Regions from separate parts of the Mus musculus genome. Here region 2 is linked to region 1. The links are chromatin contacts, found by Hi-C in ENCODE. All regions are on one chromosome and are shown on one strand. The core of a region is the stretch at or near the end of the contact, and the rest is flanking DNA. Distances in the headings are between cores, read along the strand shown. Region 1 holds the start of Bhmt (betaine-homocysteine methyltransferase). Region 2 holds the start of AW495222 (expressed sequence AW495222).

The links. Hi-C counts contacts between places; a loop is a spot of excess contacts on that map.
Region 2: a map of mouse embryonic stem cell shows a loop between it and region 1 (2.0-fold over the local background). The contact joins the promoter of AW495222 here to the promoter of Bhmt in region 1. A Hi-C loop is called at or near these places in 5 of 37 maps with a recorded cell type or tissue (mouse embryonic stem cell and mouse trophoblast stem cell).

The regions. Positions count from the first base shown.
Region 1 is chr13:93,636,320-93,640,875 of GRCm38, forward strand. It overlaps Bhmt (betaine-homocysteine methyltransferase), which reads right to left and starts at 1,439. Exons shown (of 8, transcript NM_016668.3): 1 at 1,145-1,439. The coding sequence starts at 1,177.
Region 2 is chr13:93,717,247-93,722,462 of GRCm38, forward strand. It overlaps AW495222 (expressed sequence AW495222), which reads right to left and starts at 1,929. Exons shown (of 3, transcript NR_045086.2): 1 at 1,638-1,929. It overlaps Dmgdh (dimethylglycine dehydrogenase precursor), which reads left to right. Exons shown (of 16, transcript NM_028772.3): 13 at 309-466; 14 at 3,313-3,372.

The DNA.
Region 1 (4,556 bases), core at 189-2,688:
GTAGCCTAGACTGGTCTTGAACTCTGAACCTCTTGCCTCTTTCTCCTGAGTGCTGGGATTTCATCCATGCCCCATCAGCCCCTAGTAGAGAGGCTGGTGACATTTGTAAACTTGAATTTGGGAAGTGGATTAGAATCCATGGTTTTACAAATGGGATCAAAGAAGAGGTGTGTGTGTGTGTGTGTGTGGTGTGATAAGCCATCTTTGTAGTCTTCAGGGGACATCATTTAGTAAATCTATGGACTGGCAGTAATTGAAACCTTACTTGACTCACATACCCTTCTCACACACTGGCATGAAGTCTCCCTCAGGGGCATGGTGTTTACATTTTAACAGGGTTAGCTTTCTTCCTCCCCCTCCCATAGATGTCTTTTTGAATTGGTGTTTGTCCCTTTACAAACTGGGCACACTCAGGTGGTTCCCCAGCAGGGGAGAACTGAGGGTTATGGTCAGCCTGGCTCCATCTGTCTCCCAGCCACCTCCTGAGGTCTTGTGTGCCTGGGTTTGATATCAGATCCAAGTATATTATCCCCATCTATGCCTACATCCCCTAACACAGAAGGTCAGATTTGGACTGACCTCCTGGGTCCAGCAGGCATTTTGTTTTTTTAGAATTCTGTGAACAGTCCTTCCTCAGCGTCTTAAAACCATTCTACTTATTTGTTTCTGAAACCGTAAGGCAATCGGGCCGGCTCTGCAGCTGCCTGCCCCTCCTGCACCCGGCAAGCCACCAGCCAGAGCCAACTCCCACTGTGGGAAATTGCACCCCTGGATCCATGAGCAGCTTCTCTGGGATATTTCTCTGGTCTTTAGGGGTGCTGCACTCATGAAGGGTTGAGTCTGATGGGCTGAAGGGAGCACCCTGACATCCAAAGTGGCTGTCTTGTGCCTTGTGTCACTCCACAGATAGGTCCAAGGTGGAGCCAGAAGTGCAGGAGGGCCAGAGACCATATAGAATACACTATTGTTAGAAGAAACCCCCAGTCAGAACTCAAAGTTCTGAGTGCCCCTTTTGACCTAACACTGCCAACTAGAAGGATGCTGGGCCACAGCCAGGCTCCAAGCACCTCTCTGCGCTTGCTGACATTGGGGGTACCCAGCTGATGGTGTATTGAGAGCTCTCTCCGGCTCCCTGCACACTCACCTTCTTGGCCTTCTTGCCAGCAACTGGTGCCATCTTTCCGGTGTAGTGAGTGGCGCTGAACACAGCTGCGGATTGGAGGGTAGCTGTTCCCAGCAAAGTCTGTGCTGCTGGGCCGCTGCTGGTCTCTTTATACAGCAGCTAGAGTTCCCTAGCCTTGGCCAGGTCCAACACATGGCCTCAGGCAGGGAACACGCCCACCAGCCTTTGAATTAGGCCAGGGGCTAGCTGGGAAGCTGCCTGTGGGAGGAGAAGTCGAGATTGGTCTCCTAGATGGGTGGAAACGCGAAGTTAAGATAAGAAAAAAATACTGAGGTCGCTGCTAGCTCGTCTGCACACTGACCTTTGTCCAATAGCAGGCCTCTGACCTTGATCTGGGGTCAGGTATCCATGACCCACTTAAGCTGCCAGACCATACCCCCAAGAATTCCACTCAGTGACCAAATATTTGACAAAGGCGAAGATACAAGATCATTGCATGAGGATGCGATGCCCGGCAAGAACTTGGCACAGAGTGTAAACTGCATGACCTACATCTGGCACAAGTAACATAACTTGCCCTTTGCAGAAGCGCTCAGTGCCAATCCTCCAAGTAGTGGGTTTGTTCTCAGTGACCTTACAGGCAGGCTTTTGGCGGTTTCTGGTAACCGTGGCACCATCTAACAAGCACAGTGTCTAACAAGTAAAAGGCAAAATGGAAAAGATCCTGAAGATCTTAAAGCTCCACATGAAAAACCAAAGCGAAGCAAACCCCAGAGGAACCAGAAGCAGCCTCCAGTGCAGTGGAGCGCAGCGGACTGCTGATGTAAAAAGGTGTTTAACCTTTGGCGATTCATGATAATTCCCTAAATATTTAAAAAAAAAACACGATGATATAAAAACACTAGAGATCTCACCTACAAAAACTGCCCAACATATTAGTAAATACTTAAAGACAACAAATAAGCACTGGAGGCTATTTTCCTCCTGCGGAACAATGGTCTCAATTGCACACATGCAGAAGAAATTACAGTAGCAGACAACACATTGGTAAAAGTTTAAAGTGATGTATGAATGATATACAATGAGACAGCTTTTTTACAAGTCCATTTCCCTCTGATAAATATGTAAAAACTTAAAAATGGAAAAAAAGAGAGAAAAGATATATTGAAATTAATTCAAGTGACAGACAATATTTTACTGCCCCTCCCGCCACCCCCATCCATCAACCCTATACACTATCAGGAGTCTGGAAGAACGAGGTACATTCACAGTACATTAATGCCATCTTTGGCAGGGTCCACATCTTCCCCCACTAATGTCCTGGAGAAGCTAAGTAAGTAATAGTTAATGAATGCCCTTGCTGTCTATAGCAGTAATAGCCGATATTGGTGCACTACACTGGGGACTCCAGGCACTAGAGGGCTTTACCTGGGTTTACACACATATCCAGACCCTACAAAACAGTGGGGATTTTAAACTAGTAGCTTTGGGCTAGAAGGATAGCTCAGTGGTTACGAGCACTAGCGGTTCTTCCAGAGGACTCGGGTTTGATACCCAGCACTCACATGGCAGCTCACAACTGTCTGCAACTCCAGTTCCAGGGGATCTGATATCCTCCCCTCACACAGACATATATGCAGGCAAAATGGCAATGCACAAACAAACAAAACCTAGTAGATTTAAATTGGAAACAAATCATGAAGTTTTAGTAAATAATATAATCATACAGCAATTAAAAAAAAAAAAGATTGTCCTAGCTGCTGTTGCAAATTCAAGTCCTTGCTCTGGATAAAACCATCTTTAAAAAAAAAAGAAGACTTAGAATTATGTATATGAGCATGCATGTGTGCACACAAGTGCAGGTGACCGTGAAGAACCAGTCACATATCAGATGCCCTGGAGCTTTAGAGAATCCAAGCCAAGTCCTCTGGAAAAGCAGGGGGTGCTCTTCCCTGCTGAGCCATCTTTCCTAGCCCAGGAAATAACTACTCTGATCAGCCCACCAACTTTCTGGGGAAATGCTATGTCCATTTCAGAATAAGCATGTTTATTAGAATTCGTATGTGAATGTGGGGATTCTTTGTTCTCTGAATGCTCACTGACTTCTCCTTTCCCCACATGATTCATAGGCAGCTGCTGAAAGATTTTTATACCTTTTCTTCCAGCCCTCAACTAGGTCTATGGAAATGCCATCCACCTGCCGTTTCCACGCTGGATACTAAACCCACAGTTTGCTGAGTGCTATGGTGCCCAGGCATCAGATGTGTCTTCTCCAGGTTGTTATTTATTTCCCCACAGGGCTGTGCATCCCTACAGGCAGATGGGAAGAACTCTTACAATCAGCACATCTCCAGTTCCTTTGCCCTGATCCCAAAGAACTAAGTCCATGGCAGCATGCTCTGTAATAGGCAGGTCTTGGGAGAATGCCTGTGTTCTTTGATCTCTGCTTCCACAACGAGACAAGATGAGGGAGGTCAAATGGTTGAAGTCCTTGCCTAGTGCAAAATGTTCAGAGTTAAAAATAAATCCCAAGAGAGAGGAGGGTTCGATCTGGAAATTTAATTCCTGAGTTTCATAACCTCAAAAAGAGAGATTATTGTTCTGGCTTTGATCTGCCCAGAACCTCAGAAACATTTATTAAATCCCACTTGGCAAACATGAAGGCCTGTAAGGCGGGGATTTTCGACACTGTGCATGGAGCTAGAGATGAAGAACACCCCCTTCTTTGTGTACCCCAAAGAGGAAGTAGACAGTGTCCCTCATCAATGTTAATGACCTTCTTATCAATATGTAGGTGGCAAATGTCGGGGGCCTTCATCTCCGGTTTAGTTGGGATTTCCTTTTAAATGGAGTAGGGGCTGAGGTGTAGTTACATGGCACAGTGCTTGCCTTGCATGCATCAAGGAAGCTCTGGATTTGACCTCAAGTGACTCTTAGAAAAATAAATGAATGACTGAATAAATGAAGCAATTAAATGTGAAACTGACTTTTCTCAGATCTTTTAAAACTATTATTATAAACCATGAGTCTCTGAGCTCTAAACTATTGAAGATGCTTTGTATTTTAATACAGGGTTTAGTAACATTTGACACCTGTGTAGAGCTCTTTGCAAACTGGTGACAGAAGTGTAGCCAATGTCCATGTTTCTTTTGACAAAGCCAGTATTTATTAAGAAGGAAACTGTGATTCCTTTGTGCAGGGCATTCACCCCTTCCTGTGTACCATCCACGCCATGCTCAGTGTGCTACATACATCTGATTTGTACACTTTTCAGCCTCTGCTGAAGGGTGTGTGTGTGTGTGTGTGTGTGTGTGTGTATGCATGCTTGTGTTTGTGGAGAGCAGAGGTCAATTTCTCAATTTCTGCTTTAACTTCACAGTGCACTCTCTCTCTGTCTCTCTCTCTCTGTCTCTCTCTCTCTCTTTCTCTCTCT
Region 2 (5,216 bases), core at 679-3,178, 81 kb after region 1:
CTGTGAAAACATGTGTTAGTTGTTTACTACCGTTGCCCTGGAAACTTTGGAGGCTCGTATGGGGCCAGGGTCCGGGCTAAAAAGTGAATCTGACTGCTCTCTGTGCAGGAGTCTCTCTGTGCAGGAGTCAGGCTTACACACAAATGGTCACTGAACTGACTGCTCCTTGTGAGCTGTTCTTTTAAAGACCACCAAAGGTTGCTTTGTGCTGGTGGGGTTTTCTCCTACACGTGTTAGTTAATGGATGTGAGCGCAGGCCCTGCCAGCACCACTCTCATGCCTGTGTGGGCCCTGCCTGTGCATTTCAGGTGAGCTGGGCTGGGAGCTGTACCACAGACGAGAAGATTCTGCGACGCTTTATGAGCGCATCATGAGTGCCGGCCAGGAGGAGGGCATCGGCGACTTTGGAACTTACGCCCTGAACGCTTTGAGACTGGAGAAGGCTTTCCGAGCCTGGGGCTCCGAGGTTTGCATGCTAGCATCCTCACTAACGGATGCTTACCTTACTGTATCTAATGTTGGGAGACTAGTTTTCATAGCATTACTACTATCAGTTCCAGCTAGAAGAGAAATCAAATGCCATTAAATGACTTTGAGTAGGGAAAGAACTCCCCTGCCTCTCTGCTTTCCAGATGAGCACTGACTGGGTTTGGGGGTAACGTTTATTCTGCCTTAATTCCCCCTGCTTAGTGGTGAACCCCAGACATTTTCTGGCAGGCACACGCCAGAGGATCTGAGTATCACCTCTCACATCCTTGCTTTCCCTCTGTTACGTTTCATTTCCCTCTCACAATCATCCTTAGGCGAACTAATGTCCTTTTCTTTTGAGGGACAGGGACAGTGGTCCCGTGTGTGTGGGTCTAGTCTTCCCCACCAGTGGGAATCAAGAGCTTCTCTGTGTACAATTGTTAACCACTTACACAACATTTTTATATGCATTGATTCTGCTTTGCTTCTGTCTTAGTTTCCTTCCTGTTTCTGTGGGGGAAAAAAATACCCTGACAGAAGCGAATTCAGGGAGAAAGGGTTTCTTTCAGTTCACAGGTCCAGGTTACAGTCCTTCAGAGTGGGGAAGTCACAGTGACAGTGGCTTGAGAGAACTGGTCATGTCACATCCATAGTCTAAAATGATTGCAAGCCCCTGGACAGCTGCTAACTGGCTTCCTGCACTTTACCCAGGATCCCCTGCCCAGGGAATGTGGTGTCCACAATTATGAAGGGTCTTCCCACATTGACTGTTGTCATCAAGATAAAGCCCCTATGCGCGTTCCCAGAAGCCCTTGTTCTATGACTTAGCTTTACCACGACTCTTATTTTGCATACATTCACTGGGTTCATTGAGCCCCCAACATCCAGATTCCTGTGACCAGGGTCCTATTTACCTTGTGGGAGAAACAAAACCCTAACTTTTACAGAGAACTGACGTTTTAGGGGCCATTGTAAACATGAGCTTCCGAGTGGGGACTCTGGGGTTTAAATCTATCCTTTACTTAACTCTTGGCTGGCTGGCCTGCTCTCTTATAAAATGGAGTATTTATCCTAAAGAATCAGCGCAGACGTAGAGATGGTTAGTAATGAGCCGAACAAACACACTATACAGTTAATTTCTAGGTTAACCTGAGAGCTCAGGTACTTACCCTTGGGCCTTCTCATTGATGCAAGCTTGCAGGAAGCCGGTCCTGCCTGCTGCAGCGAACTCAAGTTTACAGCCAGGACTCAGGCAAGGCCAGCTGCCCTCAGAAAACAAAACAAATTTGTCCCCATGCTCAGGAAAAAGGACAGAGAAGCCACCCCTTGAGAGTTAAACATCGCTGTATTCTAGCCTCAATTTTTCTGATGTTTTTGGTTTTTTTGTTTTTCCTTCTGCTTCCTCTCCCTGGGCTCCATTTTAGGGTCCTCTTTCCCAACAGTGCCAGAGCGCCCTCTAGTGCAGAAACATCGGCGAAGTCGCTCTGTTTCCCTGAAAAAAAAAATCTCTAATTTTGGCAGACTGAAAAATAATTTCAGAGTAACTCAAACTAATTTAGGAAATATGAGAACACTTTTATGTGGTGTAAAGTAGTCTTACGTTTATCTAGTTTATGTCGACTCTTTGGGAGGTTAGAGCAGGCAGTTCTCATTCCCATAAAGAAATGAACAACAAAAAACCCGACTTCCAGAAAGGTCCTCTGCTCATTAACACTTAACTGAGTACATCGAGGTATTCTGTTCCCATTTCTATACATTTAGCAGTTCCTCCTGAGTTCATCTCTTTCATTTCCCCTCAGTTCTCATCGTATAAATTAGAATCTTCAAAAACCCCTTAAAAACAAAACAGTGATAAAAACCCCCTAACTTCATTCAGGTTTAGAACTAAATATTGGATTTCCCCTGAATTGATGCATCCTATCTCGAGTCAGCTAGTTCTGAGCTTTAATCCTCCCTTCCCGTTTTCTTTCTAGAACTCTGCAAAAGCCAGTGTTCTGTCACCTGCTTTCCCCTCTTTACCCCCATTCATGGCTAAATGCAAGCTAAGCAAAGTTACTTGTTACTTTTTTAAAAACACAATTATGTAATTAAAATTATTACATAACATACATGAGATTCTTGTTTGTGAAACACCATGTACTAGCCTTCAAATATTTATTAAGGTAAAAGATCGGAGGCCAGAGAGATGGCTCAGTGGTTAAGAGCACTGTGTGTGCTTCTCCTGCAGAGAAGCAGAGGTCAGTTCCCAGCATCCTCGATGGGCAGCCCCGTTACTTCAGTTCTGGGAGAGCACACCTGCACACACCCACACGCAGACATGAACACATACATGTACACGCAATGAAAACAGATAAATTCATTAACACCTTTAAAATAAAAGAGCAGTGGAAACCAACCCAATGTTCAGTCTCTGTGTTTGCCATATTTAAAAATAACAGCATTTGCCAAAGGCTTCATTTGAATGGAAAATACTGCTTCAGAGACTAGTCCATAATTGGTCTTTTAAAGAATCTTTACTCAAAAACCATCCAGTGTCCTTAATTCTGGGGAGACTAATATAAGAAAGTGATGTCTCTGTTTCTATCATTGTTATGCATCAGCTCAAGGTGGGAGCCAGTGTTTGCCAGTATTTGCTGAGTGAAGGTAATGGGTTTGTTTCTGTTTTAGTAATCTCTTCATCTCCCCTCGCCCTGTACTTGCTGGGAGTGGTGGTGAACTCCTTTAATCCCCTACCTGGAGGAAGAGGCAGGCAGATCTCTCTGAAGTCCTTTTAAGGACAGCGCAGTTCTTCAGTGAACCAAATTAGCAGGCTCACCTGGGATTCAAAACCTGTTTCCCTTCCAGATGAACTGTGACACAAACCCCTTGGAAGCTGGGCTGGAATATTTCGTGAAGCTGAATAAGGTATGTTTACGTTCCCCAGGGTGTATGAAATGAATGTGAAGGTGATGGCAGTGTTTTACGACAGAGCCACGCTTTCTTTAAAACTTAGCCAAGTGTGACTACAGAAGAAACGAGTTGAATATAAATACTAAACATGGCTTGATGCTCCGTGTGAATTATCCGCCGTAATTTGATCAGCTTCACTGTGGAAGAGCCTGGAGACGTAAGGCAGCAGAACTCAACTTCTTTAAGGGTTAAGACTTAAAACCCAAGGCGCTGGAGAGATGGCTCAGTGGTTAAAAGCACTGACTGCATTTTTCAGAGAACCTGGGTTCAAGTCCCAGCACCCACGTGGCACCTCACAATTATCTGTAATCCCAGTTCCAGGGCATCCCACACCCTCACACAGACATGCATGCAGGCAAAGCACCGATGCACATAAAATTTTTTAAAAATAGTTAAAAGAAGACTAAAACCCAAGGTGAAAGTTAGTAAAAATCACAAGATGATTAACAGATTTCAACAGGCATCTTTATAGAAATTGTGCTGCATGTATGTTGTGTGTGTATCAGCCACCCCTGGTGGCTGGTGAGGTTGCGCGTCAGCTAAGCAAGCAGTAAGGACATTGACTTTCCCTGGATGCTTAAAGGATAGAAGAGCCTCGCCACATTGGGTTAAGCAGGGGTTTATGATTCAGTTTTGCGTCTAATGATAACATCTAAATGTAAACACAAGATGTGTTTCCAACGTGCCCAGTACCAAGTGTGTATTTACTGAGGAGGCCAACACAGGTCCAGAGAACTATTATTCACATCGATATGCCAAAGGGACACTCTACATCAGTGGTCCTCAGCCCACCAGGCTCAGTCTCATCTGTAAACTTGTTAGAAATGTCAATTCTCAGGTCCAACCCTAGACTCACTAAAAGCAGAATTTCGGGGAGCCTGGACAACAAAGCTGTGTTTTAATAAACCCTACGGGGGTTCCTAAGAGTCGAGAAACCCCACCGGTGCTGCATAACTACTGTGGAAACTTATATCATTGGAGGCCATTTCTTTGTGGCCCTGCCCGTTGGAGCCAGCCCTACACATGGAAATAAGGTCATGCCACTGAGCAGTGCTTCAGAGCTTCAGAGTCACATGAAAGAATGTAAAAGGACTTGCCTAAGTAGGTGATGGTGGCAAGGTTAGGAGGAACAGCTGCTGTCAGGCTACTGGTTAGGATTCTCCAAATACACCGCCATGTTTCTGAGCTCTAGGCTGGTTTCCTCTCCCGTGGGAATATGTGAGCTTGTGTCTATAAATCGGGCTATGGGAACTTTTTTAATGCTTGGCATCAGCTCCCAAATTCCCAGCTGAAGTATTAACAGGAAATGTGTGTACTTGTTGTGCTTGACTTCGGGGGGCAAGGACCCCATTTAAAGAATTCTTAAAGGAATCCATCTTTCCTGTGCATTTTCCCTGGCTTTTATTTTTATGATGTGCCATCTGTCTCTAGATGAGGGAAAGCAGGTGCTTGGAATTTGAGCAGCTCCTAGCAGCAGATTGCTCCTTGTGGTGACAGAAGTCTGAATTTGACTGTTTAAAATAAAGATAAAAATGTCTGACTCCTCCAAGCACCTAGCTCTCTGCTGCCGGCCCCAGGAGGGATCGGTTCTTCGGCTTCTGTGTTCTGGATATTACTGTGGGAAGGAGGTCTCAGTGAGTGATGTCTTCATACGGAAATGGATGCTTTAAGATGTTCTTTATGACGATCAGCAGGTGCACATGTGAATTTATTAGATCTTTTAAATGATATAATCAAATAACCGAAACTGAGCTCCAAAGCAAATTGTTTAAAAGATGCTAATTTTGACTGAGGACATG